Regions from separate parts of the Homo sapiens genome. Here region 1 is linked to region 2. Evidence: chromatin loops called from intact Hi-C (ENCODE). Cell type or tissue: endothelial cell of umbilical vein. All regions are shown on one strand. Each heading gives the region's core, and the rest is flanking DNA. Links, peaks and the distances in the headings are about the cores only.

What was found. A loop is a pair of places that touch in the nucleus more often than their neighbours do. Peaks named below come from ENCODE experiments on the same cell type or tissue, not always from the same donor. Only the 100,000 strongest peaks of a DNase experiment are listed, where the experiment ranks them.
Region 1: it touches region 2 in a loop (5-fold over the local background); 5 of 110 quality-filtered maps call a loop at or near these places.

The regions. Positions count from the first base shown.
Region 1 is chr1:207,197,092-207,212,794 of GRCh38, reverse strand. All of the region lies in intron 1 of LOC107985251 (a long non-coding RNA gene), which reads left to right. Among named protein-coding and RNA genes, the nearest start is that of LINC02942, 35 kb to the left of the region's middle. In endothelial cell of umbilical vein, for the core only: no CTCF peak of the experiment used is centred there; DNase peaks (open chromatin) are centred at 6,984 and 7,534; H3K27ac peaks cover 1,387 bases.
Region 2 is chr1:207,252,645-207,268,347 of GRCh38, reverse strand. The region is part of intron 2 of LINC02942 (long intergenic non-protein coding RNA 2942); the gene reads right to left. All of the region lies in intron 1 of LOC107985251 (a long non-coding RNA gene), which reads left to right. Among named protein-coding and RNA genes, the nearest start is that of LINC02942, 20 kb to the right of the region's middle. In endothelial cell of umbilical vein, for the core only: a CTCF peak has its summit at 8,771; a DNase peak (open chromatin) is centred at 8,757.

The sequences.
Region 1 (15,703 bases), core at 3,967-11,966, 56 kb after region 2:
ACATTAGGTATATCTCCAGATGCTATCCCTCCCCCCTCCCCCCACCCCACAACAGGCGCCGGTGTGTGATGTTCCCCTTCCTGTGTCCATGTGTTCTCATTGTTCAATTCTCACCTATGAGTGAGAACATGCAGTGTTTGGTTTTTTGTCCTTGTGATAGTTTGCTGAGAATGATGGTTTCCAGCTTCATCCATGTCCCTACAAAGGACATGAACTCATTCTTTTTTGTGGCTGCATAGTATACCATGGTGTATATGTGCCACATTTGCTTAATCCAGTCTATCATTGTTGGACATTTGAGTTGTTTCCAAGTCTTTGCTATTGTGAATAGTGCCGCAATAAACATACGTGTGCATGTGTCTTTATAGCAGCATGATTTATAATCCTTTGGGTATATACCCAGTAATGGGATTGCTGGGTCAAATGGTATTTCTACTTGTAGATCCCTGAGGAATCGCCACACTGACTTCCACAATGGTTGAACTAGTTTACAGTTCCACCAACAGTGTAAAAGTGTTCCTATTTCTCCACATCCTCTCCAGCACCTGTTGTTTCCTGATTTTTTAATGATCGCCATTCTAACTGGTGTGAGATGGTATCTCATTGTGGTTTTGATTTGCATTTCTCTGATGGCCAATGATGGTGAGCATTTTTTCATGTGTCTTTTGGCTGCATAAATATCTTCTTTTGAGAAGTGTCTGTTGATATCCTTCGCCCACTTTTTGATGGGGTTGTTTGTTTTTTTCTTGCAAATTTGTTTGAGTTCATTGTAGATTCTGGATATTAGCCCTTTGTCAGATGAGTAGATTGCAAAAATTTTCTCCCATTCTGTAGGTTGCCTGTTCACTCTGATGGTAGTTTCTTTTGCTGTGCAGATGCTCTTTAGTTTAATTAGATCCCATTTGTCAATTTTGGCTTTTGTTGCCATTGCTTTTGGTGTTTTCAACATGAAGTCCTTGCCCATGCCTATGTCCTGAATGGTATTGCCTAGGTTTTCTTCTAGGGTTTTTATTGTTTTCATCTTTAACATTTAAGTCTTTAATACATCTTGAATTAATTTTTGTATAAGGTGTGAGGAAGGGATCCAGTTTCAGCTTTCTACATATGGCTAGCCAGTTTAGTTTTCCCAGCACCATTTATTAAATAGGGAATCGTTTCCCCATTGCTTGTTTTTGTCAGGTTTGTCAAAGATCAGATGGTTGTAGATATGCGGCATTATTTCTGAGGGCTCTGTTCTGTTCCATTGGTCTGTATCTCTGTTTTGGTACCAGTACCATGCTGTTTTGGTTACTGTAGCCTTGTAGTATAGTTTGAAGTCAGGTAGCATGATGCCTCCAGCTTTGTTCTTTTGGCTTAGGATTGACTTGTCAATGCAGGCTCTTTTTTGGTTCCATATGAACTTTAAAGTAGTTTTTTCCAATTCTGTAAAGAAAGTCATTGGTAGCTTGATGGGGATGGCATTGAATCTATAAATTACCTTGGGCAATATGGCCGTTTTCATGATATTGATTCTTCCTACCCATGAGCATGGAATGTTCTTCCATTTGTTTGTATCCTCTTTTATTTCATTGAGCAGTGGTTTGTAGTTCTCCTTGAAGAGGTCCTTCACTTCCCTTGTAAGTTGGATTCCTAGGTATTTTATTCTCTTTGAAGCAATTGTGAATGGGAGTTCACTCATGATTTGGCTCTCTGTTTGTCTATTATTGGTGTATAAGAATGCTTGTGATTTTTGTACATTGATTTTGTATCCTGAGATTTTGCTGAAGTTGCCTGTCAGCTTAAGGAGATTTGGGGCTGAAACGATGGGGTTTTCTAGATATACAATCATGTCATCTGCAAACAGGGACAATTTGACTTCCTCTTTTCTTAATTGAATACCTTTTATTTCCTTCTCCTGCCTGATTGCCCTGGCCAGAACTTCCAACACTATGGTGAATAGGAGTGGTGAGAGAGGACATCCCTGTCTTGTGCCAATTTTCAAAGGGAATGCTTCCAGTTTTTGCCCATTTAGTATGATATTGGCTGTGCGTTTGTCATAGATAGCTCTTATTATTTTGAGATACGTCCCATCAATACCTAATTTATTGAGAGTTTTTAGCATGAAGGGCTGCTGAATTTTGTCAAAGGCCTTTTCTGCATCTATTGAGATAGTCATATGGTTTTTGTCATTGGTTCTGTTTATATGCTGGATTACATTTATTGATTTGCATATACTGAATCAGCCTTGCATCCCAGGGATGAAGCCCACTTGATCATGTTGGATAAGCTTTTTGATGTGCTGCTGGATTCGGTTTGCCAGTATTTTATTGAGGATTTTTGCATCCATGTTCATCAGGGATATTGGTCTAAAATTCTCTTTTTTTGTTGTGTCTGCCAGGCTTTGGTATCAGGATAATGCTGGCCTCATAAAATGAGTGAGGGAGGATTCCCTCTTTTTCTATTGATTGGAATAGTTTCAGAAGGAATGGTACCAGTTCCTCCTTGTACATCTGGTAGAATTCGGCTGTGAATCCGTCTGGTCCTGGACTTTTTTTGGTTGGTAAGCTATTAATTATTGCCTCAATTTCAGAGCCTGTTATTGGTCTATTCAGAGATTCAACTTCTTCCTGGTTTAGTCTTGGGAGGGTGCATGTGTCAAGGAATTTATCCATTTCTTCTAGATTTTCTAGTTTATTTGCGTAGAGGTGGTTATAGTATTCTCTGATGGTAGTTTGTATTTCTGTGGGATTGGTGGTGATATCCCCTTTATCATTTCTTATTGTGTCTATTTGATTCTTCTCTCTTTTCCTCTTTATTAGTCTTGCTAGTGGTCTATCAATTTTGTTGATCTTTTCAAAAAACCAGCTCCTGGATTCATTGATTTTTTGAAGGGTTTTTTGTGTCTCTATTTCCTTCAGTTCTGCTCTGATCTTAGTTATTTCTTGCCTTCTGCTAGCTTTTGAATGTGTTTGCTCTTGTTTCTCTAGTTCTTTTAATTGTGATGTTAGGGTGTCAATTTTAGATCTTTCCTGCTTTCTCTTGTGGGCATTTAGTGCTATAAATTTCCCTCTACACACTGCTTTGAATGTGTCCCAGAGATTCTGGTATGTTGTGTCTTTGTTCTCGTCGGTTTCAAAGAACATCTTTATTTCTGCCTTCATTTCTTTATGTACCCAGTAGTCCTTCAGGAGCAGGTTGTTCAGTTTCCATGTAGTTGAGCGGTTTTGAGTGAGTTTCTTAATCCTGAGTTCTAGTCTGATTGCACTGTGGTCTGAGAGACAGTTTGTTATAATTTCTGTTCTTTTACATTTGCTGAGGAGAGCTTTACTTCCAACTATGTGGTCAATTTTGGAATAAGTGCGGTGTGGTGCTGAGAAGAATGTATATTCTGTTGATTTGGGGTGGAGAGTTCTGTAGATGTCTATTAGGTCCTCTTGGTGCAGAGCTGAGTTCAATTCCTGGATATCCTTGTTAACTTTCTGTCTCGTTGATCTGTCTAATGTTGACAGTGGGGTGTTAAAGTCTCCCGTTATTATGGTGTGGGAGTCTAAGTCTCTTTCTAGGTCTCTAAGGACTTGCTTTATGAATCTGGGTGCTCCTGTATTGGGTGCATGTATATTTAGGATAGTTAGCTCTTCTCGTTGAATTGATCCCTTTACCATTATGTAATGGCCTTCTTTGTCTCTTTTGATCTTTGCTGGTTTAAAGTCTGTTTTATCAGAGACTGGGATTGCAACACCTGCCTTTTTTTGTTTTCCATTTGCTTGGTAGATCTTCCTCCATCCCTTTATTTTGAGCCTATGTGTCTCTGCATGTGAGATGGGTTTCCTGAATACAGCACACTGATGGGTCTTGACTGTTTGTCCAATTTGCCAGTCTGTGTCTTTTAATTGGAGCATTTAGCCCATTTACATTTAAGGTTAATATTGTTATGTGTGGATTTGATCCTGTCATTATGATGTTAGCTGGTTATTTTGCTCATTAGTTGATGCAGTTTCTTCCTAGCCTCGATGGTCTCTACCATTTGGCATGTTTTTGCAGTGGCTGGTACCGGTTGTTCCTTTCCATGTTTAGTGCTTCCTTCAGCAGCTCTTTTAGGGCAGGCCTGGTGCTCTTTTAGGGCAGGCCTGAGAGACAAAATCTCTCAGCATTTGCTTGTCAGTAAAGTATTTTGTTTCTCCTTCACTTATGAAGCTTAGTTTGGCTGGATATGAAATTCTGGGTTGAAAATTCTTTTCTTTAAGAATGTTGAATATTGGCCCCCACTCTCTTCTGGCTTGTAGAGTTTCTGCCAAGAGATCAGCTGTTAGTCTGATGGGCTTCCCTTTGAGGGTAACCCAACCTTTCTCTCTGGCTGCCCTTAACATTTTTTCCTTCATTTCAACTTTGGTGAATCTGACAATTATGTGTCTTGGAGTTGCTCTTCTCGAGGAGTATCTTTGTGGCGTTCTCTGTATTTCCTGAATTTGAATGTTGGCCTGCCTTGCTAGATTGGGGAAGTTCTCCTGGATAATATCCTGCAGAGTGTTTTCCAACTTGGTTCCATTCTCCCTGTCACTTTCAGGTACACCAGTCAGACATAGATTTGGTCTTTTCACATAGTCCCATATTTCTTGGAGGCTTTGTTCATTTCTTTTTATTCTTTTTTCTCTAAACTTCTCTTCTCACTTCATTTCATTCATTTGATCTTCCATCACTGATACCCTTTCTTCCAGTTGATTGAATCAGCTACTGAGGCTTCTGCATTCATCACGTAGTTCTTGTGCCTTGGTTTTCAGCTCCATCAGGTCCTTTAAGGATTTCTCTGCATTGATTATTCTAGTCAGCCATTCGTCTAATTTTTTTTCAAGGTTTTTAACTTCTTTGTCATGGGTTCGATCTTCCTCCTTTAGTTCAGAGTAGTTTGATCATCTGAAGCCTTCTTCTCTCAACTCGTCAAAGTCATTCTCTGTCCAGCTTTGTTCCATTGCTGGTGAGGAGCTGCGTTCCTTTGGAGGAGGAGAGGCACTCTGATTTTTAGAGTTTCCAGTTTTTCTGCTCTGTTTTTTCCCCATCTTTGTGGTTTTATCTACCTTTGGTCTTTGATGATGGTGACAAACAGATGGGGTTTTGGTGTGGATGTCCTTTCTGTTTGTTAGTTTTCCTTCTAACAGTCAGGACCCTCAGCTGCAGGTCTGTTGGAGTTTGCTGGAGGTCCACTCCAGACCCTGTTTACCTGGGTATCAGCAGCAGAGGCTGCAGAACAGCAGATATTGGTGAACAGCAAATGTTGCTGCCTGATGATTCCTCTGGAAGTTTTGTCTCAGAGGAGTACCCAGCCATGTGAGGTGTCAGTCTGCCCCTTCTCGGGGGTGCCTCCCACTTAGGCTACTCAGGGGTCAGGGACCTACTTGAGGAGGCAGTCTGTCCGTTCTCAAATCTCCAGTGTGTGCTGGGAGAACCACTGCTCTCTTCAAAGCTGTCAGACAGGGACATTTAAGTCTGCAGAGGATTCTGCTGCCTTTTGTTTGGCAATACCCTGCCCCCAGAGGTGAAGTCTACAGAGGCAGGCAGGCCTCCTTGAGCTGTGGTGGGCTCCACCCAGTTCAAGCTTCCTGGCTGCTTTGTTTACCTACTCAAGCCTCGGCAATGGTGGGTGCCCCTCCCCCAGCCTCGCTGCCACCTTGCAGTTTGATCTCAGACTGCTGTGCTAGCTATGAGCGAGGCTCCGTGGGCATAGGACCCTCTGAGCCAGGCACAGGATATAATCTCCTGGTGTGCCATTTGCTAAGACCATTGGAAAAGCTCAGTATTAGGGTGGGAGTGACCTGATTTTCCAGGTGCCGTCTGTCACTCCTTTCTTTGACTAGGAAAGGGAATTCCCTGACCCCTTGCGCTTCCCGGGTGAGGCAATGCCTCGCCCTGCTTCGGCTCATGCTCGGTGCGCTGTACCCACTGTCCTGCACCCACTTTCCGACACTCCCCAGTGAGATGAACCCGGTACCTCTGTTGGAAATGCAGAAATCATCCATCTTCTGCGTCACTCACGCTGGGAGCTGTAGACTGGAGCTGTTCCTATTCGGCCATCTTGGCTCCACCCCCCAACATGTCTCATCATCTCAGTTTTATAGGGGATTGATATATTTAGCTTTTTGAAGAACTTATCAACTGAAGTTAAAGGCATTATATATTATGTTATTCACTGTCCCTTGTAAAATAACTCATGCAAGAAAATTGCTTTCTATTTTCAAAACAAGAAAAAATGTTTCTCCTGTAAGCAGAACTGATATGTTTATTTTTGTCAAACAATGTAAATATGTGATACATTATAGTTCCCATTTTAATTTGACTCAAAATAAACTCAATTACAATTACTGTATAAATTTAAATTTAGGGAAATTTATCTCTCTTACATGACTTTGATTTTCCATTTTTATTTTAGCACATTTAAGTTATAAATATTGTTACAAACTAATATATTTAAACTTTTTGAAATTATTAAGCTTCTACTGGGTACTGAGGTAGACATAAAAAATGGAAAAATAAAATTTGGAAAAATTTTTTTCAGTATAAATATCCATTATTGGTTATATATTAATATTTACAATGAGGAAGAATTTATCATATCTTTAAACTTAAAATTATCAGTGTCTAGAAAATTGATAATTTGGTAAAAGTCTTGTGAACACAGGACTGATAGCTATTCACAGGGCTATTTCTGGATTGGAAACCTTTATTCTTTTTCTGAACCTTAATTTCCCACATTACAAAATGGCAGCTCAACCCATAGTCACCATTCACATATAATTTTTCATCTGAAAGTTTCTAGTTAAGCAGCTTCCTTTTTCCTAGGCTCTTTTTTTAAGCCTGGAGAGAGATTGAATCACATACTTACAGTTTGTTTCCCTATAGTCAGAGAAGAATATTTGGCAGCAGAAATTTTGTAATTGACCTTCTGCTGGACTGTATTAGTACCAAGTTAGTATTTCACATAATTTCATGTACTGTTTGCCCATGATATAATTATTAAGCACATCCTGTATACACACCTCTGAGGCAAATACAAAGATAAACTAGTCATAATAGAAGGAAAAACAAGTCACCTAAAAGCAGTTGATGAATGCGATGACTCTGCCTTCTAGAAATAGGAACAATTGTTTCAAGAAAGAATGTAAATGCTTTAAAGTTGACAATACAAAAGTAACGTTGTAGCAGAAACAGGGTGCTAGGTGGAGGGAGAAGTGGAGTTCCACAGGAAAATAGAAGCAGTAATCTTCTTTGTTGCACGATAGAAATTCAAGTTAATAAATAAGCAGGCAGGAGACTGGAGAATCATTCTCCAGAGAAACTGGGCAGAACAGAAGAGATACCAGTAAAAACTGATATTTGGGTATCCCTCTGAATTTGTTAGGGCATAGGCTAAGCTGCTATAACAAACACACTTCAAACACAACGGCTAACAAGGCAGAAGTTTATCTCTTTTTCATATGACAGTCCAGAGATGGAAGTGCATTCAGAACAGTCACGAGCTCTGACCCAAGTTGACAAGGTCATCCAAGGGCCAAATGCTTTCCCTTTCATTACTCTAGCATCCGCAGGAACTGTCCTCAGAATGGCAGAGGCTGACTCACCATCACTCTTGCCAGCACTTCAGCTCACCGCGGGGGGAAAGAGGAAGCGGAAAGCAAGTGGGGCCGGGCGCAGTGGCTCACGCCTGTAATCCCAGCACTTTGGGAGGCCGAGGCGGGTGGATCACAAGGTCAGGAGTTCAAGACCAGCCTGGCCAAGATGGTGAAACCCCATCTCTACTAAAAATACAAAAAAATTAGCCGGGCGTGGTGGTGGGCGCCTGTAATCCCAGCCACTCGGGAGGCTGAGGCAGAGAACTGCTTGAATCCGGGAGGCAGAGGTTTCAGTGAGTCAAGATCGCGCCACTGCACTCCAGCCTGGGCGACACAGCGAGACTCGTCTCAAAAAAAAAAAAGAAAAAAGAAAAGAAAAGAAAGCAAGTGACTTCTTTCCTAAGAAAGTAACTAGGAAGTTGTGCACATTGGGAGGTTACTCCGAGGGAGCATCTAACAGAGCAGCGGATACCCTGCTGATATTCAAAGGGGTGAGGGTAGTTGTATTACCTAAACAAGTAGGGGAAATGGATACTGGGAAGCAATCAGCAGTTTCTGCTACAACTGCCAATAAGAAAAAAGTAGTTCACTGCCCAATCTCACCATGTACATAGAACTTAAATAATCAGTGATATGGGTCTCACTCTTTAAAATGAATATATAACCTAGAACCATCATCAACAGAAGTTTGCAGAGAGCAGAATAGAACTTCCATAGAAACTATTATTAATATCCTCTGAGAAATATAGGTAGGCACTGTATCCATAAAAAACAGAATACTTTTTTAAATGAAGGGAATATTTTTGAAAATGGTTAAAATACAAAATCAAGAAATGATCCCCAAAGAATGTGGGGAAGGGATGAGACAGAGATGATGTATGGGAAAAAGAGAGAAAATTTAAGAAAATTACTAGATTGACAAAAAGGATCAATATCTGACCAGTAAGATTTCTCTAAAAATAAGAGAAAAATATAAAGAAGACAAAAAAAACTATACCAACAACATTTCTCAGAATAAAATATGAGTTTCCCTACAGAAAAACAAGGATAAAAACATCCTATATGATCAAGAATTAAAATGGTTCTGGCTTTTCTACTATAATATTGGAAACTGTAATACAAAAAAAGATACTGTTTAAAAGTTCTAAAAGAAAATTTTTTTAACCCAATTTTCTACACTCAGCCAAATTATCAACCAAGTGTGAGAATAAAGACAGTTTCAAATATGTTGGAGCTCAAAATTTTACTTCCTGTGCATCATTTCTTAGGTGGCTCCTGGAGGGTGTGTTCCAGTACAATGAATGAATAAGTCAAGAAAGAGGAGAACTTGAGTCCAAGAAGCAAAGACAGGGCAAGGAGGTGAGCCTACAGACTTGGGGGCATCCATTGTATATTATAGTGTGTAGCAGACCCTGTCAATGTCCTGTTAATATCATTAGGGCCCTGCCACTTCAGCACACTCTGGACAACTTCCAACTTCCCCAAATCTGCTTCATTTAGACCAGGCTCTTACCAGAACCATTGACAGCTACTCTGCCTTCTTACAGAGAAGGCCAGAAATGCTAAGATATTAATACCTCCCAGAAGCAGACCTCAAATCGTGAAAGCTATTATATCAATTTAATTTTACAATTGTATTAGAGGCAATGAAAAACACAATGTTTCAGGGATCTGGCAAAGGGAAGTGAGAGATATGAGTAGGGAGAGAGTGGAAGACTAGAACAACTTGTCAACAGATAGGACCACACAGAAAAGGCAACTGTAGAAGAGACCATCTTTTCCCTACCTTTGTGCCCTTGGCCTACTCTGGAGGTTGCTATAGACAGCCCATTAGGAGCCACTGGCTACCCATGTCTGTCTGCCTAACCATGATCCCCATCCTCTGAGCCTGCTCAACGAACCAATAGTGTGGATCCCTCATGTCTGGGAGCCATTGCTGCTAGAGCAAGACTTCACCAGTGAGGGAAGAGAATAGGTAGATATATACCCAGGTCTTCATCCTGAGGAGAACAACTCAGAGTTGAGTGTGCCACCAGCTCTCAGCGGGTTCTCAGCATGCTTGAGCCCCTCTTAGCAGTACGAGAACCTCCTCAACAATGTTTCCTCTTTTGCTTTCCTTCCTTTCCCATCTTACTGCCCATCAGTACTTTCTGAGACCCCCTTCCAAGGAAACCAGTTGCTCACAAATCCTTGTCTCAGGGGAACCCGAAATAAATATCAACAACAAAAAAAATTCCTAGCAGATGGAGCAGGCAATGGCTTTCAAGACCATAAACAGACAGCTTCAATGTTAAGTGGGCTTCTCTAACAGTTCAAGCCCCTCTGTTATAGCTGAGGTTCAATGATAGCCTGTCATACACCATTGCCTCCATGGAGTGTGTTTGCAGAAATCAAGTCAAAGAGGCTGGTATTCCCCCATGGAGTTCTATGTACAGAGAGAGAAGAGACAGCCAGAGAAGCTGAGATAAGAATGAGAAAGAGACTTCACAGGAAGCAACAGTCAGAAAAAGTGATGACTCGAAGGAATAGACGCCAGAGTACTGAGAGACATAAGGATTGATACAGGGTTTCTCCTCACGTGTATGACAGTTGCTCAAGCCATTTTAATATTAAGGAACAGTGACTAAATCAGATGGAAGCCTTGGGAATATGCTTAGGACTGACATGTGGGCTTCATCTTTGTGGAGTCCTGAGAAGATAGGTTAGCAACAATGAGGAGGGGGCCCTGGGGTGGGGAAGAGCAATTCTTCTGAGAAATTCTAGCCACAAACCACTATCTGGCACAACATCCTATTCCCAAATACCTCATTCCACACATAGCCCCTCCAGCATGACCCTGTAGAACTTCTCTCCAGCCCCTGCCTCTTGGCAGACAGCCTTCTCTCAGCTGCACTGCCCATTGCTCTTTTTTTTTTTTCATATATACATTATTTATATCCAGTGGTGTGCTACAGTCAGCATATACCAGCTCACAGAAAGCCAATTTTCAAATGTTTAGGAATCCTGCAAACTCATTGGCATCACATACATTAAAATCAGCCATTCTCTAGTATGGATACAAAACAATTTGCTTATCCATTCACCTGTCGTTGCATATTTAGTTTTTTTGTTTTTATTATTATTATTATTATTATTATTATTATTATTATTATACTATAAGTTCTAGGGTACATGTGCACAATGTGCAGGTTTGATACATAGGTATACATGTACCATGTTGGTTCACTGCACCCATCAACTTATCGATTACATTAGCTATTTCTCCTAATGCTATCCCTCCCCCAGGCCCCCACCCCCCAACAGGCCCCAGTGTGTGATGTTCCCCACCCTGTATCCAAGTGATCTCATTGTTCAATTCCCACCTATGAGTGAGAACATGCAGTGTTTGGTTTTCTGTCCTTGTGATAGTTTGCTCAAAACGATGCTTTCCAGCTTCATCCATGTCCCTGCAAAGGACATGAACTCATCCTTTTTTACGGCTGCATAGTATTCCATGGTGTATGTATGCCACAGTTTCTTAATCCAGTCTATCACTGATGGACATTTGGATTGGTTCCAAGTCTTTGCTATTGTGAATAGTGCCGCAATAAACATACATGTGCATGTGTCTTTATAGTAGCATGATTTATAATCCTCTGGGTATATACCCAGTAATGGGATTACTGAGTCAAATGGTAATTCTAGTTCTAGATCCTTGAGGAATTGCCACACTGTCTTCCACAATGGTTGAACTAATTCACACTCCCACCAACAGTGTAAAAACATTCCTAGTTCTCCACATTCTCTCCAGCATCTGTTGTTTCCTGACTTTTTAATGATTGCCTTTCTAGCTGGCGTGAGATGGTATCTCATTGTGGTTTTGATTTGCATTTCTCTGATGACCAGTGATGATGAGCATTTTTTCATCTGTCTGTTGGCTGCATAGATGTCTTCTTTTGAGAAGTATCTGTTCATATCCTTTGCCCACTTTTTGATGGGGTTGTTTGCTTTTTTCTTGTAAATTTGTTTTAGTTCTTTGTAGATTTTGGATATTAGCCCTTTGTCAGAAGCGTAGATTGCAAAAATTTTCTTCCATTCTGTAGGTTGTCTGTTCACTCTGATGGTAGTTTCTTTTGCTGTGCAGAAGCTCTTTAGTTTAATTAGATCCCTTTTGTCTATTTTGGCTTTTGTTGCCATTGCTTTTGGTGTTTTAGTCGTGAAGTCCTTGTCTATGCCTATGTCCTGAATGGTATTGCCTTGGTTTTCTTCTAGGGTTTTTATGGTTTTAGCTCTACCATTTAAGTCTTTAATCCATCTTGAATTAATTTTTGTATCAGGTGTAAGGAAGGGATCCAGTTTCAGCTTTCTACATATGGCTAGCCAGTTTAGTTTTCCCAGAACCATTTATTAAATAGGGAATCCTTTCCCCATTTCTTGTTTTTGTCAGGTTTGTCAAAGGTCATATGGTTGTAGATGTGTGGTGTTATTTCTGAGGGCTCTGTTCTGTTCCATTGGTCTATATATCTCTTTTGATACCAGTACCATGCTGTTTTGGTTACTGTAGCCTTGTAGTATAGTTTGAAGTCAGGTAGCGTGATGCCTCCAGCTTTGTTCTTTTGGCTTAGGATTGTCTGGGCAATGCGGGCTCTTTTTTGGTTCTATATGAAATTTAAAGTAGTTTTTTTTTTTCCAATTCTGTGAAGAAAATCATTGGTAGCTTGATGGGGATGGCATTGAATCTATAAATTACTTTGGGCAGTATGGTCATTTTCACAATATTGATTCTTCCTATCCATGAGCATGGAATATTCTTCCATTTGTTTGTGTCCTCTTTTATTTAGTTGAGCAGTGGTTTGTAGTTCTCCTTGAAGAGGTCCTTTACATCCCTTGTAAGTTGGATTCCTAGGTATTTTATTCTCTTTGTAGCAATTGTGAATGGGAGTTCACTCATGATTTGGCTCTCTGTCTGTTAATGGTGTATAGAAATGCTTGTGATTTTTACACATTGATTTTGTATCCTGAGACATTGCTGAATTTGCTTATCAGCTTAAGGAGATTTGGGGCTGAGACAATGGGGTTTTCTAAATATACAATTGTGTCATCTGCAAACAGGGACAATTTGACTTCCTCATTTCCTAATTGAATACCCTTTATTTCTTTCTCTTGCCTGATTGCCCTGGCCAGAACTTCCAACACTATGTTGAATAGGAGTGGTGAGAGAGGGCATCCTTTTCTTGTGCCGGTTTTCAAAGGGAATGCTTCCAGTTTTTGCCCATTCAGTATGATATTGGCTGTGGGTTTGTCATAGAGAGCTTTTATTATTTTGAGATACCTTCCATCAATACCTAGTTTATTGAGAGTTTTTAGCATGAAAGCCTGTTGAATTTTGTTGAAGGTCTTTTCTGCATCTATTGAGATAATCATGTGGTTTTTGTCATTAGTTCTATTTATGTGATGGATTATGTTTATTGATTTGAATGTGTTGAACCAGCCTTGCATCCCAGGGATGAAGCCAACTTGATTGTGGTGGATAAGCTTTTTGATGTGCTGCTGGATTTGGTTTGCCAGTATTTTATTGAGGATTTTTGCATCCATGTTCATCAGGGATATTGGTCTAAAATTCTCTTTTTTTGTTGTGTCTCTGCCAGGCTTTGGTATCAGGATGATGCTGGTCTTATAAAATGAGTTAGGGAGGATTCCCTCTTTTTCTATTGATTGGAATAGTTTCTGAAGGAATGGTACCAACTTCTCTTTGTACCTCTGGTAGAATTCAGCTGTGAATCCATCTGGTCCTGGTCCAGGCTCAATTTCAGAGCCTGTTATTTGTCTATTCAGATATTCAGCTTCTTCCTGGTTTAGTCTTGGGAGAGTGTATGTGTCCAGAAATTTATCCATTTCTTCTAGATTTTGTAGTTTATTTGCATAGAGATGTTTATAGTATTCTCTGATGGTAATTTGTATTTCTGTGGGATCGGTGGTGATATCCCCTTTATCATTTTTTATTGCGTCTATTTGATTCTTCTCTCCTTTCTTCTTTATTAGTCTTACTAGTGGTGTATCAATTTTGTTGATCTTTTCAAAAAACCAGCTCCTGGATTCATTGATTTTTTTGAAGGGTTCTTGTGTCTCTATGTCTTTGAGTTTGCTCTGCTCTTAATTATGTCTTGCCTTCTGTTAGCTTTTGAATTTATTTGCTCTTGTTTCTGTAGTTCTTTTAACTGTGATGTTAGAGTGTCACTTTTAGATCTTTCCTGCTTTCTCTTGTGGGCTTTTAGTGCTATAAATTTCCCTCTACACACTGCTTTAAATGTGTCCCAGAGATTCTGATATGTTGTGTCTTTGTTCTCATTGGTTTCGAAGAACATCTTTATTTCTGCCTTCATTTCTTTATGTACCCAGTAGTCATTCAGGAGCAGGTTGTTCAGTTTCCATGTAGTTGTGCAGTTTTGAGTGAGTTTCTTAATCCTGAGATCTAGTTTGACCGCACTGTGGTCTGAGAGACAGTTTGTAGTGATTTCTGTTCTTTTACATTTGCTGAGGAGTGCTTTACTTCCAATTATGTGGTGAATTTTAGAATAAGTGTGATGTGGTGCTGAGAAGAAGGTATATTCTGTTGCTTTGGGGTGGAGAGTTCTGTAGATGTCTATTAGGTCTACTTGTTGTGGAGCTGAGTTCAAATCCTTGTTAACCTTCTGTCTCATTGATCTAATATTGACAGTGGGGTGTTAAAGTCTCCCTTTATTATTGTGTGGGAATCTATGTCTCTTTGTAGGTTTCTAAGGACTTGCTTTATGAATCTGGGTGCTCCTGTATTGGGGGCATGTATATTTAGGATAGTTAGCTCTTATTGTTGAATTGATCCATTTACCATTATGTAATGGCCTTCTTTGTCTCTTTTGATCTTTGTTGGTTTAAAGTCTGTTTTATCAGAGACTAGGATTGCAACCGCTGCCTTTTTTTTTTTTTTTTTTTTTTTTTGCTTTCCATTTTCTTGGTAGATCTTTCTCCATCCCTTTATTTTGAGCCTATGTGCATCTTTGCATATGAGATGGGTCTCCTGAATACAGCACACTGATGGGTCTTGACTCCTTATCCAGTTTTCCAGTCTGTGTCTTTTAATTGGGGCATTTAGCCCATTTACATTTAAGGTTAATATTGCTATGTATGAATTTGATTGTGTCATTATGATGGTCACTGGTTATTTTGCCTGTTAATTGATACAGTTTCTTCATAGCATTGATGGTCTCTACCATTTGGCATGTTTTTGCAGTGGCTGGTACTGGTTGTTTCTTTCCATGTTTAGTGCTTCCTTCAGGAGCTCTTGTAAGGCAGGCCTAGTGGTGACAAAATCTTTCAGCATTTGCTTGTCTGTAAAGGATTTTATTTCTCCTTCACTTATGAAGCTTAGTTTGGCTGGATATGAAATTCTGGGTTGAAAATTCTTTTCTTTAAGAATGTTGAATATTGGTCCCCCCTCTTTTCTGGCTTGTAGGGTTTCTGCCGAGAGATCCACTGTTAGTCTGATGGGCTTATGGCTGCCCTTAACACTTTTTCCTTCATTTCAACCTTGGTGAATCCAACAATTATGTGTCTTGGGGTTGCTCTTCTTAAGGAGTATGTTTGTGGTGTTCTCTGTATTTCTTGAATTTGAATGTTAGCCTGTCTTGCTAGGTTGGGGAAGTTCTCGTGGATAATATACTGAAGAGTGTTTTCTAACTTGGTTCCATTCTCCCCATCACTTTCAGGCAGGTACGCCAATCAAACATAGATTTGGCCTTTTCACATAGCCCCATATTTCTTGAAGGCTTGTTTATTTCTTTTTACTCTTTTGTCTCTAACCTTGTCTTCTCACTTTATTTCATTAATTTGATCTTCAATCACTGATACCCTTTCTTCCTTTTGATCGAATTAGCTATTAAGCTTGTGCATGCATCATGAATTTCTCATGCCATGGTTTTCAGCTCCATCAGGTCATTTAAGGTCTTCTCTACACTGTTTATTCCAGTTAGCCATTCATCTAATCTTTTTTCAGGGTTGTTAGCTTCCTTCTGATGGGTTCAAACATCCTCCTTTAGCTTGGAGAAGTTTGTTATTACCGACCTTCTGAAGCCTACTTCTGTCAGCTCATCAAAGTCATTATCCAT
Region 2 (15,703 bases), core at 3,860-11,859:
TTTCATCCCTCCATTATAACCTATCATCACTAATTGACTTTAAAACACTCTATAACATGAAATCGATTTTGCTGGTAGTTGGTGCCCCCTCATATTACATCCTGTTTTTCTTCTTCCTTTCAATATAAAATTCTCTAAGTGCTACTTTTATTTTTCATTATAGGTCTGGAACTGAACTGTCAATTTACTCCCAAACTGGATGGCCATTCTCTCGATAATGATGTTATTTTCAGGCAGGCTTGAAATCCTAGTGTTTTTTTTCTTTTCAGTCCTCATTTCCTATCCTACAACCCGCAATTTACAATTTAGAATCATTAATCCCCGTAAATTGGTTACTGAATTGGTTATTAATTCATGTTTATTTATGTCTAATTCTATTTATTAGTTTCATCAATTCCTTCATGAACTGTTCATCATGATTTGGGGGGCAATAATTTTGATTTTTCAAAATATTACACTAAAATATTATTTATGTTGGTTACCAAGTTGTTGATGTCCCCCTTACATTTTATGCTCAAGGTGAGTACCTCACTTGCCTCACCCTGGTTTCAGCCTGTGGCTCGGGGTGCTGCATGAACAGAAGCCATTGAGTGGACTATTTTGGACTCACCAGAGTTGCATTTTGCATATGCATATGCATCTGCAGGTGAGCCCATGAGTTTTCTGACTTGGTTCCTTCTCTTCAGGGTCTTAGGAACTGAAGGAACATGTATTGTATCCCATTCTTTCACCTTTTAGAAAATGCTCTGAAGATCTTCCAGAAAGATCTATCACATATTTACAAGAAGCTGAAGTTTTTGGCAGTGTTCATTGGTTTGGTGTGGTGTCAAGGATGAAAACAATACTTTATAAAATGGGTGTGTTGTGAGTGAGAGGATAAAGATGATATAGAAAAAACACCGTGCAGGTGAGTTGATACCTAATTTTTATTGCCTGCACATTGGGAAGCAGTGAAGGAGTTATTTCAGGATCAACTTGATACATTTTCAGTCAACACAGATGTGGGGAGCATTGAAGAGGACTTTTAAAGGGAATCTTGAGTTTTTTAGATGCCACATATAAGTAAGATCATGCAGTATTTGTCTTTCTTTGCCTGCCTTATTTCAGTTAGCATAATGTCTACCAGGTTCTCCGTGTTGTTACAAATGGCAGGACCTCCCTCTTTTTGAAGCCCGAATAATATACCATTGTGTATATATATCACATTTACTCTATCCATTCATCCATTAATGGGCACATAAGTTGATTCCATTTCTTGTCCATCATAAATAATGCTGCAGTGAATGTGGAAGCACTGATATTTCTACAAAGTGCTGATTTCCTTTTGTTTGGGTATATATACCCAGCATAGGGATTGCCTGGTCATATAGTAGTTCTAGTTTTAATTTTTTGAGGAAAATCTATGTTTTTTTTCATAACGGCTATACCAATTTACATTCACACCAATAGTGTCTAAGGGTTCTCTGTTCTCCATATTCTCTCCAACACTTATTCCTTGACTTTTTTATAATGGCCATCCTAACAGGGGTGAAGTGATAATCTCATTGTGGTTTTGATTTGCAGTTCCCTGAAGACTAGTGATACTGAGTACCTTTTCATATAACTGTTGGCCATTCATATGCCCTCTTTGGAAAAATGTCTACTTCATTCCTTTGCCCATTTTTAAATTGAATTATTGAGGGTTTTTTGCTATTGAGGTGTGTGAGTCCCTTATATGTTTGGATATTAACCCTTTGTTAGATATATGGTTTGCAAATATTTTCTCCCTGTCTGCAGGCTGCCTTTTCATTTTGTTATTTCTTTCGCTATGCAGAATCTTTTTAGTTTGATGTAATCCTACTTGTTTATTTTTGCTTTTGTCACTGTGCTTTTGGGGTGATGGCCAAAAGTCATTTCCAAGACCAGTATCAAAGAGCTCTTCCCATGTTTTCTTCTAGGAGTTTTAAATAAAAACAGAGAGTAGAACAGTGGTTACCAGGGGTAAGGAGGGGGAGGAAATAGAGGTATGTCAAAGGGTACAAATTTGCAGTTAAATTGGATGATAAGTCTAGAGCTCTAAAATACAGTATGGAGACTATGGTTAATAATATTGTATTGTATACTGAAAATTTGCTAACAGAATAGATTTTAGGTGCTCTTAGCACACATAGGTAACTATGGAAAGTGATGAATATTTACATTTGTTTGACTGTAGTAGTTATTTCACTGTGTATATGTACATCCAAGCACCATGTTGTACCCATTAAATATATAAATAAATAAGAATCTTGATATAAATTTTGAGCCGTGGAAAGAGAATTTATACCAGTGGCAAGGTGGCCCTGGAAGTAGAATGAACTATGCCTGGAAAAGCTTGAAGTTTAAAGTTAGAGGTGACCATTTAGTAAAAGGTCTCTAGAGGTACACCAAATATACATTTTGTCCTAATAGCAGATGGCCAAGTATTAAAGCATAGTATTTTCTCAAAGTAGAAGATGAGGTTTACAATAGTATCATGAAATGCACTGCAGGAAGAAAATTAGAAGTTTCACCCAAAATAGTTTAATAATTATTACAAATATATTATGAAAGTTTAATATTCAAATTTTAAAAGTTTTATATTCTCATGCAGAAACAGGAATTTATTAGCACTGCCAGCTGCTTGATTGCTTTTATGATTGCTATACCACTTATTTACGATACTCTATAAACCCTCACTTTCAACTGAGGTGAGAGGAAGAGCTAGCTATTCAGCTGTGGCTTCATTTTTCCTTAATAATTTCTTTATTTCTTTATACATATTATAATAATGTATTATATTCAGATTGATGACAATTTATCATGATTGTGACATATGATTTGGAAGTTTTTCCTTTGTCAAATTTTGAGGTGATAATATTTGACATTCTCTTTTCCATTCTGCTTTGATGAATCCCTGTAGAACTAGTTTCTAAAAGCATAGTAGCCTAAATTAAGTAAAATACAGCTATTAGAGCTCATTATGTTTAATACAATGAATGCCAGCATATAAAAAATTCTGTAAAAGTTATCACTTTGATATCTAATCTATTACTCTGTGTCGTATAATTAATTTTTAACAAGCAACACTTTTATTGATACATACATTAGCCAGGGTTCTCCAGAGGGACAGAACTAATAGGATATATGTATATCTGGAAGGGAGTTTACATATGCCTAATGTTCCATTATTGGAATGCTAAGCATGTGGGAGTTATTTATATCCTTGAGCACAAGGTCATCACCAAGGTCTGATTTTTCACACAAAAAAATTGCAACCTCAGGCATAAATGGGTTAAGTAGAATTGACTCACATGATCACAAGGCAAAGTCTCACGATAGGCCGTCTGCAAGCTGGGGAAGAAAGACATCAGTAGTGGTTCAGTCTGAGTCCAAAAGCCTCAAAAGCAGGGAAGCCAATAGTGCAGCCTTCAGTCTGTGGCTGAAGGCCTGAGAGACCCTGGCAAACCACTGGTGTTAAGTCCAAGAGTCCAAAGGCCAAAGAACCTGGAATCTAATGTCCAAGGGCAGGAGGAATGGAAGGAAGCATCCAGCAGGGGAGAAAGATGAAAGCCAGAAGGCTCAGCAAGCCAGCTTATATCCCACCTTCTTCCGCCTGCTGTGTTCTAGCCATTCTGGCAGCCAGATTGGATGGTGCCCACCCACATTGAGAGTGTGTCTCCCTCTCCCAGTCCACTGACTCAAATGTCAGTCTCCTCTGGCAATACCTTTATAGACACACCCAGAAACAATACTTTACCAGCTATCTAGGCATCCTTCAATCCAATCCAGTTGACACCAAATATTAACCATCACAATACATAACAATTATACATATTTATGGGATACATGTGATATTTTGATACATGCATACAATGTGTAATCGTCAAATCAGGGTATTTAGGATATCCCTCACCTCAAACATTTATCATTTCTTTGGGTTGGGAACATTTTAAATCTTCTCTTTTAGCTATTTTGAAATATACAAGAAATTATTGTTAAGTGTTCTCACCCTACTGTGCTATGGAACACTAGAACTTATTCCTTCTGTCTAACTGTGTATTTGTGCCCATTAACCAACCTCCCTATATTCTTCTCCCGGACCTTTTCCAATGTGTAGTAACTATTGTTCTACTCTCTACTTCCATGAGTTCAACTTCTTAGTTTCCACCTATGAGTGAGAACATGCAACATTTATCTTTCTGTGCCTGGCTCATTTCACTTCACATAATGAACACCAGTTCCATTCAGTGTTGCTGTAAAGGACAGGATTTCATTCTTTTTATGGCTGAATAATATTCCATTGTGTACATATAGCACATATACCACATATTCTTTTTTTTTTTTTTTTTTTCAGGTGGAGTTTTGCTCTTGTTGCCCAGGCTGCAGTGCAATGGCAATGGCGCAATCTCGGCTCACCACAACCTCTGCCTCCTGGGTTTAAGCAATTCTCCTGCCTCAGCCTCCCGAGTTGCTGGGATTACAGGTATGTGCCACCACGCCAGGCTAATTTTTGTATTTTTTAGTAGAGACAGGGTTTCTCCATGTTGACTGGTCTCGAACTCCTGACCTCAGGTGATCCACCAGTCTTGTCATCCCAAAGTGCTGGGATTACAGGTGTGAGCCACTGTGCCCGGCCACCACATATTATTTATTCATTTATTCATCTGTTGGTGGTCTCTTAGGTTGATTCTATCTCTTTGCTATCATGAACAGTGCTGTAATAAATATGGAGGTGCCAGTATCCCTTTGATATACTGATTTCCTTTCTTTTGGATAAATACCCAGTAGTGGGATTGCTGTATCATATGGTAGCTCTATTTTTAATTTTTTAAGAAACCTTTATAATGTTTTTTATAATGGCTATACTAATTTACATTTCCAACAGCAGTGTATAAGAGTTCCCTTTTCAACCAGGCACGGTGGCTCACGCCTGTAATCACAGCACTTTTGGAGGCCCAGGCGGGTGGATAATGAGGTCAGGAGATCAAGACTGTCTTGGCCAACATGGTGAACCCCTATCTCTACTAAAATACAAAAAATTAGCTGGGTGTGGTGGTGCATCTTTGTAATCCCAGCTACTTGGGAGGCTGAGACAGGAGAATCGCTTGAACCCAGAAGGCGGAGGTTGCAGTGAGCTGAGATTGTGCCACTGCACTCCAGCCTGTCAACAGAGCAAGACTCCATCTAAAAAAAAAAAAAAAAAGAGTTCCCTTTTCTCTGCATCCTTGCCAACATCTGTTATTTTTTGACTTTTTAATAATAGTCATTTAAAGTGGGTGAGATAATATCTCATTGTGGTTTTGATTTGCATTTCTCTGATGCTTAGTGGTGTTGAGCATTTGTTCATATAACTGCTGGCCATTTGTATGTCTTTTTTTTTTTTTTTTTTTTTTGAGATGGAGTCTCACTTTGTCACCCAGGCTGGAGTGCAGTGGCGCAATCTTGGCTTACTGCAACCTCCACTTTCTGGGTTCAAGTGATTCTCCTGCCTCAGCCTCCCAAGTAGCTGGGATTACAGGTGCCCACCACCACGCCCAGCTAATTTTTGTATTTTTAGTAGAGACGGGTTTCACCATGTTGGCCAGGCTGGTCTCGAACTCCTAGCCTCAGGTGATCCGCCCACCTTGGCCTCCCAAAGTGCTGAGATTACAGGCGTGAGCCACCATGCCTGGTCCATTTGTATGTCTTCTTTTGATAAGTACTTATTCAGATCTTTTGCCTATTTCTTAATGGGATTATTTCAGGAGGTTTTGCTGTTCTTTGTATTTGTGTTCTTTGTATTGATGTTTTTGTGTTTTCTGGATACTAGTCCTCTGTTGGATGAATAATATTATCTCTCATTCTACAAGTTGTCTCTTCACTCCGTTGATTTTTTCTTTTGCTGTGTAGAAGCTTTTTAGTTAGATTAAATCCCATTTGTCTATTTTTGTTTTTGCTGCCTGTACTTTGAGGTTCTTTGAGGTTACAAATTCTTTGCCTAGGCCAATATCCAGGAGACTTTTCCCTAGATTTTCTTTTAGTATTTTTATAGATTTTGGTCTTACATTTAAGTCTTTAATCCATTTTGAGTTGATTCTTTAATATGGTGAGAGATAGGTATTCAGTTTCATTCTTCTGCATGTGGCAATCCAGTTTACCCAGCACCATTTAGTAAAGAGGATGTCTTTTCCCCAGTGTAAATTCTTGTCAGCTTTGTCAAAGATGAGTTAGCTGCAAATATGTGGCTTTATTTCTGGGTTCTCTATTCTCTTCCACAGGTCTATTTTTATACCAACACCATGCTGTTTTTGTTACTATAGCCTTGTATTATATTTTGAAATCAGATAACATGATGCCTCAAGCTTTGTTCTTTTTGCTCAGGATTGCTTTGGCTACTAGGGCTCTTTTTTAGTTCCATGTGAATTTTAGATTGTTGTTGCTATTTCTGTGAAGAATATCACTGATATTTATTGCTCGGGTTTCACTGAATCTTTAGATTACTTTGTGCAGTATGGTGATTTTGACAATATTAATTCTTCCAATTCATGAGCTTGGGATGTTTTTCCAATTCTTTGTGTCATCAATTTCTTCCATCAATGTGTTTTGTAATTTTTCTTATAGATGTCTTTCACCTCCTTAGTTACATTTATTCCTAGGTATTTTATTTTTTTGTTGCAATTGTAAATGGTTTCTTGACTTCCTTTTCAGCTAGTTTGATATTGTTGTATAGAAATGCTACAGGTATTTGTATGTTGACATGTACAATTATTTAATTTTATTAGATGTTTGTTGGCAGAAAAATTATGTTTTTCTTAATGTTCTCTAAATAATGCACTATTGATATTTATATTAACTGTGAAACAATTTTCCTATTATTTAAATATTAAAAAGTTTTTTTGCACATACAATAAATAGCTTTAACAGTCATCATTAATCATAGTAGTGTACATATAGGACATATTTATAGTAATACAAATATCATATATTTATTCATCAACTGACAGAATCTTAATATAAAGCACATAAGGAGACTTCTCACTCTGTGCCACATCTAGAATATATACTTAGATTCTTTGAAAAGGTTCACTAGTAACTCTAAATCTGAAGGGCTTTTTCTTTTTTTTTAGACGGAGTCTCTCTCTTGTCGCTCAGGCTGGAGTGCAGTGACGTGATCTCAGCTCACTGCAACCTCCACCTCTTGGGTTCAAGCAATTCTCCTGCCTCAGCCTCCTGAGTAGCTGGGATTACGGGCACTCGCCACCATGCCCAACTAATTTTTGTACTTTTAGTAGAGACAGGGTTTTGCCATGTTGTCCAGGCTGGTCTTAAACTCCTGATCTCAGGTGATCTGCCCGTCTCGGCCTCCGAAAGTGCTGGGATTACAGGTGTGAGCCACCGTGCCTGGCCTAAATGACATTTTTAATGTCATTGTTATTCTGATTAGAAGTGATTAGATATGACAGTCAGGAATGTCAGAAATTACATTGCAAGGGAAGTAGGGGGAGACTGATGAACAGAAGTTGGTTAAGGGATACAAAAATACGATTGATAGAAGGAGTAATTTCTGGTATTTGATAGTTAGCTATAATTTATTGTATATTTCCAAATAGCTAGAAGAGAACTGTAATGTTTTCAACACAAAGATAAATGTTTAAGGTGATAGATATCCCAATTACAATGATTGAATAATTACACATTATATACATGTGTCAAAATATTACATGCACCCCCAAATGTGTACAACCATAGTATAGCAATAAAAAATTAAAAATTAGATCTGGAAAGAGGGGAGGAGCAAGATAGTTGAATAGACATCTCCACTGATTGTCCCTCCTACAGAAGCACCAAATTTAACACTATCTACACAATAAAAGCATCTTCGTGAGAACCAAAAACTAGGTGAACACTCACAGTACCTGGTTTTAACTTCCTACTGCTGACAGAGGCACCAAAGACAATAGGAAAGACAGTCTTGAATTGCTGACACCACTACCCCATACCCTGGCAGTGGCCACATGAGGCAGAGAGAGAATCTGTGTGCTTGGGAGAGGGAGAATGCAGCAACTGTGAGACTTTGCATTGACCTCAGTGCTCCCCTGTCACAGCGAAAAGCAAAATAAGGCTGAACTCAGCAGATGCCCACCTATAGAGGAAGCAGTTTGAGGAGCCCTCACCAGATGGGAATCACCCATCCCAGTAGTTGGAATTTGAGTTCCAGCAAGCTTTGCCACCACAGGCTAAAGTGCTTTGAGGCCTAAATAAACTTGAAATGTAATCTGGGCCACAAGGACTGCAACTCCAAGGCAAGTCCTAGTTCTGAGCTGGGCTCAGAGCCCGTGGAACTGGGGGGCATGTGACCTACTGGGACATCAGCCAGGGCAGCCAGGGCTTGTGCTACCCCTCCCCAAACCTCAGACAGCACAGCTCGTGGCTCCAAAAGAGACCTCTTGCTTTTGCTTGAGGAGAAGAAGGGCAAGAGTAATAAGGACTTTGTCTTGCATCTTGGATACAAGTTCAGCTACAGTAAGATAGGGTACCAGTCAGAATTGTGAAGCCCCCACTCGAGGCTCTAGCTCCTGGATGACATTTCTAGACATACCCTGGGCCAGAAGGGAAACTGCTGCCTTGAAGAGAAGGACCCAGTTCCAGCAGTACCTCATCACCTGCTGACTAAAGAGGCTTGGGCCCTGAATAATCAGTAGTGAGACCCAGGTAGTACACTCTGGGCCTTGGGTAAGATTCTGAGACATGCTGGCTTCAAGTGAGACCCAGCACATTCCCAGTTGTTGTGGCTATGGAATGACTCCTCCTGCTGGAGAAAAGCAGAAGGAAAAGTAAAGGGGACTTTGTCTTGTACCTTACATACCAGCTCAACCACAGGGGCAAACCATCAAGCAGGCTCTTGGGGGTCCCTATTTCCAGGCCTTGGCTCTTGGATGGCATTTCTGGACATTCCCTGGACCAGAGTGGAGCCCACTTCCCTGAAAAGTGAGTCCCAGGCCTGGCGGCATTCACCACAAGCTAACTGAAGAGTCCTTGTGCCTTTAGTGAACATTGGTGGTAGCCTGGCAGGACTCACTGTGGGCCTGTGGTGGTGGTAGCCGTGGAATGAAGCTCCTCTGCCTATGGAAAGGGGAGAGAAGAATGGGAAGGACTGGGTCTTGTGGTTTGAGTGTCAGCTCAGCTGCAGGACAATAGAATACCAAGTAGATTCCTAAGGTTTTCAACTCCAGTCCCTGACTCCTAGATGCCATCTCTATACCTACCAAGGGTGTCGAAAACTTGCTTCCCTGAAGAGAAGGACACAAGCCTGGCTGGAGTCATCACCTGCTGATTGTAGAGCCCTAGAGCCTTCACCAAACATAGGCAGTAGAAAGGTAGTCATTACAGTGAGCCTTGGGCGAGACCTAGTGCTGTGATGGCTTCAGGCCTGACCCAGCACAGTAGTGATGGTGGCCATGGAGGTGCTTGTGTCACCTTAATCCCAGCTCCAGACAGCTCAGCATGGAAAGAGAGAGGCCCTGTTTGTTTGGGAGAAAATAAGAAAAGAGAACAGGTAATCCAGAGAATCTTCCAGATCTTATCCAAGACCACCAAGGTGGTACCTCTATGAGTCTGCAATAACTACAGTATTAGTGGATTTGGGGTCCCCCTTAATGCAGACATGGCTTAGGTTACACCACCCAAGTCCTTTTGAATATCTCAAAAGCCTTCCCAAGGACAGGCACAAACAAGCCCAGAATGCAAAGACTTCAATAAATACCTAACTCTTCAATTTCCAGAAATTGGCAAACATCCACAAGCATCCAGACCATCCATGAAAACATGGTTTTACAAAATGAACTAAGTAAGTTACCAGGGACTGATTCTGGAGAAACAGAGATATGTGACCTTTCAGGAAAAGTTTTCAAAATACCTGTTTTGAGGAATCCCAAAGAAATTACAGAAAACACAAAGAAGGAATTCAGAATTCTGTCAGATAAATTTAACCAAGATATAGAAATAATTAAAAAGAATTAGGAAGAAATTCTGGAGTTGAAAAATGCAGTTGACAATGAAGAATGTATCAGAATCTTTTAACAGAAGAATAGATCAAGCAAAAGAAAGAATTAGTGAGCTTGCAGACAGCCTACTTGAAAATACACAGTCAGAGGAGAAAAAGAATAACAAAAAGCAAAGCACACCTACAAGATCTAGAAAATAGCTTCAAAAGGGCAAATCTGAGAGTTATTGGCCTTAAGAGGTAGAGAAAGAGATAAGAGTAGGACATTTATTCAAAGGGATAAGAATAGAGAAATTTTCAAGCCTAGAGAAACGTATTAATATCAAAGTACAAAAAAGTTATAGAACACCAAGCAGATTTAACTCAAAGAAGACTATCTCAAGGCATTTAATAATCAAACTCCCAAAGGTCAAGGATAAAGAAAGGAACCTAAAAGCTGCAAGAGGAAAGAAACAAATGATATACAGTGGAGCTCCAATATGTCTGGCAGCAGACTTTTCAGTGAAAACCTTACAGGCCAGAAGAGAGTGGCATGACATATTTAAAGTGCTGAAGGAAAACAACTTTTACCCTAGAATAGTATATCTGGCAAAAGTATCCTTCAAACATGAAGAGATGTAAAGACTTTCCCAGAGAAACAAAAGCTGAGGGATTTCATCAACACCAGGCCTGTCCTATAAGAAATGCTAAAGGGAACACTTCATCCAGAAAGAAAGGGACATTATGAATAGTAAGAAACCATCTGAAAGCACAAAACTCACTGGTAGTAGTAAGTACACAGAAAAACACAGTATGATAACACTGTAACTGTGGTATGTAAACAAGTCTTATCTTAAGTAGAAGACTAAAAGATGAACCAATCAAAAATAATAACTACAACTTTTCAATACGTAGTGCAATAAGATATAAATAGAGACAACACGAAGTTAAAAAGCAGGGCACAAAGTTAAAAAACAGAGTTTCTATTAGTTTTCTTTTTGCTTGTTTATTTATGCAAACAGTGTTAAGATGTTATCAACTTAAAATAATGGGATATAAGACAGTATTTGCAAGCCTCATGGCAACCTATAATAAAAAAAATACAATGTATACACCAAAAATAAAAAGCAGGAAATTACATCATACCACCAGAGAAAATCATCTTCACTAAAAGGAAGACAGAAAAGAAGGAAAAAAGAAAGAGAAGTCCACAAAACAACCAGAAAACAAATTTTTTAAAAGGCAGAAGTAAGTCCTTACTTATCAATAATAATATTGAATGTAAATGGACTAAACTCTCCAGTAAAAAGACAGAGTATCAGAATGGATGAAAAAAAGAGGATTCGATGATCTGTTGCACACAAGAAACCCATTTCACCTAAAAAGACACATATAGACTGAAAATAAGGGGATGGAAAAAGATATTCTGTGGTGATGGAAACCAAAAAAGAGCAAGAGTAGCTATACTCATATCAGACAAAATAGATTGCAAGACAAAAACATGGAATGCAGCAAAAGTATTAAGAGGAAAGTTTATAACAATAAGTGGCCCCACCCCCACCCAAATCTCATCTTCAATTGTAGTTTCCATAATTCCCATATGTCATGGGAGGGACACAGCAAGAGGTAATTTAATGATGGGGGCAGTTCCCCCATGCTGTTCTCATGATAGTGAGTTCTCACAAGATCTGATGGTTTTATAAGGGGATTTTCCCCCTTTGCTCAGCACTTTTTCCTGCTGCCATGTAAAGAAGGGTGTATCTACATCCCCTTCTGCCGTGATTGTAAGTTTCCTGAGGCCTCCCCAGCCATGCTAAACTGTGAGTCAATTAAAACTCTTTTCTTTATAAATTACCCAGTCTTGGGTGTGTCTTTATTAACAGCGTGAGAATGGACCAATACAGTAAATTGGTACCTCAGATAGTGGGTTGCTCCTATAAAGATACCCAAAAATGTGGAAGTGACTTTGGAACTGTGTAACAGGCAGATGTTGGAACAATTTGGAAGGCTCAGAAAAAGACAGGAAAATGTGGGAAAGTTTGGAACTTCCAAGAGGCTTGGAGAGGTCAGAAGACAGGAAGATGTGGGAAAGCTTGGAACTTCCTAGAGACTTGTTGAATGGCTTTGCCCAAAATGCTGATACTGATATGGACAATGAAGTCTAGGCTGAGGTAGTCTCAGATGGAGATGAGGAACTTGTTGGGAACTGGAGCAAAGGTGACTCTTGTTATGTGTTAGCAAACAGACTGGCAGCATTTTGCCCCTGCCCCAAAGATCTGTGGAACTTTGAATTTGAGAGAGATGATTTAGGGTATCTGGCAGAAGAAATTTCTAAGGAGCAAGGCATTCAAGAGGAAGCAGAGCATAAAAGTTTGGAAAATTTGCAGCCTGACAATGCAATAGGAAAAAAAAACAAAAAACAAAACGACATTTTCTGGGGAGAAATTCAAGCCAGCTGCAGACATTTGCTTAAGTAATGAGAAGCCAAATGTTAATCACCAAGACAATGGTAGAAATGTCTCCAGGGCATGTCAGAGACCTTCACAGAGAGGGAAAAATGGTTTTCTGGGCTGGGTGCAGAGCCCCTCTGATCTGTGCAGCTTTGGGACATGGGGCACTGCGTCCAAACTTCTTCAGCTCCAGCTGTGGCTGAAAGGAGCCAATGTACAGCTTGGGCCATTGCTTCAGAGGGTGCAAGCCCCAAGCCTTGGCAACTTCCACGTGGTTGTTGAGCCTGTAGGTGCACAGAAGTCAAGAATTGAGGTTTGGGAACCTTCACCTAGATTTCAGAGGTTGTATGGAAACCACCTAGATGTCCAGGCAGAAGTTTGCTACAGGGCAGAGCACTCATGGAAAACCTCTACTAGGGCACTGTGGAAGGGAAATGTGTGGTTGGAGCCCCTACACAGAGTCCCCACTGGGGCACTGCATAGTAGAGCTGTGAGAAGAGGGCCATTGTTCTCCAGACCCCAGAATAGTAGATCCACTGACAGATTGTGCTATGTGCCTGGAAAAGCCACAGGCACTCAACACCAGCCCATCAAAGCAACAAGGAGGGGAGCTGTACCCTGCAAAGCCACAGGAGTGGAGCTGCCCAAGGCCATGGGAGCCCACCTCTTGCATCAGCATGACCTGAATGTGAGATATAGAGTTAAAAGAGGTCATTTTGGAACTTTAAGGTTTAATGACTTCCCTATTGGATTTCAGACTTGTGTGGGGCCTATAACCCCTTGGTTTTAGCCAATTTCTTCTGTTTGAAATGGATGTATTTATCCAGTGCCTGTACCCCATTGTATCAAGGAAGTAACTAACTTGCTTTCGATTTTACAGGTTCATAGTTGGAAGAGACTTGCATTGTCTCAGATGAGACTTTGGACTTGGACTTTTGGGTTAATGATGGAATGAGCTAAGACTTTGGGGGACTGTTGGAAAAGCATGATTGTGTTTTGAAATGTGAGGACATGAGACTTGGGAGGGGACAGAGGCAGAATAATATGGTTTGGCTGTGTCCCCACCCAAATTCCATCTTGAATTGTAGTTCCCATAATTCTCACATGTGGTGGGAGGGACCCAGTGGGAGGTAATTTAATCATGGGGGCAGTTCCTCCATGCTGTTCTTATGATAGTGAGTGAGTTCTCACGAGATCTGATAGCTTTATAAGGGGCTTTTACCCCTTTGCTCAGGACTTCTCCTTCCTGCCACCATGCGAAGAAGGATGTGTTTGCTTCCCCTTCCACCATAATTGTAAGTTTCTTGAGGCCTCCCTGGCTATTCTGAACTGTGAGTCAATTAAACCTCTTTCCTTTATAAATTACCTAGTCTCAGATGTGTCTTTATTAACAGCATGAGAATGGACTAATACAAAGATCTAATACTAATTCTACTTTCAAACCATTCCAAAAAATAGAGGAGAAGGCAATACTTCTACACTTATTTTCTGAGTCCAGTATTACCCCGATTCCAAAACCAGACAAGGACACATCAAAAAAAGAAAACTACAGGCCAATATCTCTGCTGAACATTGATCCAAAAATCCTCAACAGAATATAAGCAAACTGAATCCAACAACACATTAAAAAGAATATTCATCATGACCACTGAAATTTATTCAGGGATGCAAGAATGGTTCAACATATGCAAATCAATCAATGTGATACATCATATCAACAGAATTAAGAATAAAAACCATATGAACATTTCAACTGGTGCTGATAAAATTCAACATCACTTCTTGATAAAAACCTTCAAAAAACTGGGTGTAGAAACAACATACTCCAATGCAGTGAAAGCTGACATATGACAGACACATAGCTAGTACCATACTAAAAGGGAAAAAACTGAAAGCCTTTCCTCTAAGATTTGGAACAGGAGAAGGATGCCCACTTTCACCACTGTAATTCATCATAGTACTGGAAGTCCTAGCTAGAGCAATCAAACAGGAGAAATAAATAAAGGGGATTCAAATTGGAAAGGAAGGAGTCAACTTGTTGTTTGCAGATGATATGATCTTATATTTGGTAAAATCTAAAGCCTCCACCAAAAAACCATTAAAACTGATAAACAAATTCAGTAAAGTTGTAGGATACAAAATCAACATACAAAAATCAGTAGCATTTTTATATGCCAACAGCAAACATTCTGAAAAAGAAATCAAGAAAGTAACCTCATTTACAATAGCTACAAATAAATACCTAGGAATTAAACTGAACCAAAGAAGTGAAGATCTCTACAATGAAAACTATGAAACATTGATGAAAGAAATGGAAGAAGACACCAAAAATTGGAAAGATATTCCATGTTTATGGATTAGAAGAATCAATATTGTTTAAATGTCTACACTACCCAAAGAAATTGACAAATTCAATGCAATCTCTATCAAAATACCAATGACATTCTTAACAGAAATAGAAAAAAATCCTAAAGTTTATATGGAACCACAAAAGAACCAGAAGAGCCAAAGCCATCCTGAGCAAAAAGAACAAAACAGCAGGCATCACATTACCTGACTTCAAATTATACTACAGAGCTATAGTAACCAAAACTGCATGGTGGTGGCATAAAAACAGACACATAGACCGATGGAATAGAATCGAGAACTAGGAAATAAATCTATACATCTACAGTGAACTCACTTTTAATAAAGGTGCCAAGAATATACATTAGGATAAAACCAGTCTTAAAAAATGTTGCTGGGCAACTCAATATCCACTTGCAGAAGAATGAAACTAGACCCCTGTCTCTCACCATATTAAAAAATCAAATCAAAATGGATTAAAAACTTAAATCTAAAACTTCAAACTATTAAACTACTAGAAGAAAACACTGCAAAAACTTCAGGACATTGGAGTGAGCAAAGATTTCTTGAGTAATACCCCAGAAGCGCAGGCAACCAAAGCAAAATGGACAAATGGGATCACATTACATTAAAAAGCTTTTGTACAGCAGAGAAGACAATCAACAAAGTGAAGAGACAACCCACAGAATGGGAGAAAATATTTGCAAATTACCCATCCGACAAGGGATTAATAAGCTGAATATATAAGGAGCTCAAACAACTCTATAGGAAAAAATCAAATAATCTGAGTTAAAAAGGGCAAAAGATCTGAATAGAGATTTCTTAAAAGGAGACCTACAAATGGCAAACAGTATATGAAAAAGTGCTTAATATCATTATCAGAGAAATGCAAATCAAAACTACAATGAAATATCATCTCATCCCAGCTAAAATGGCTTTTATCTGA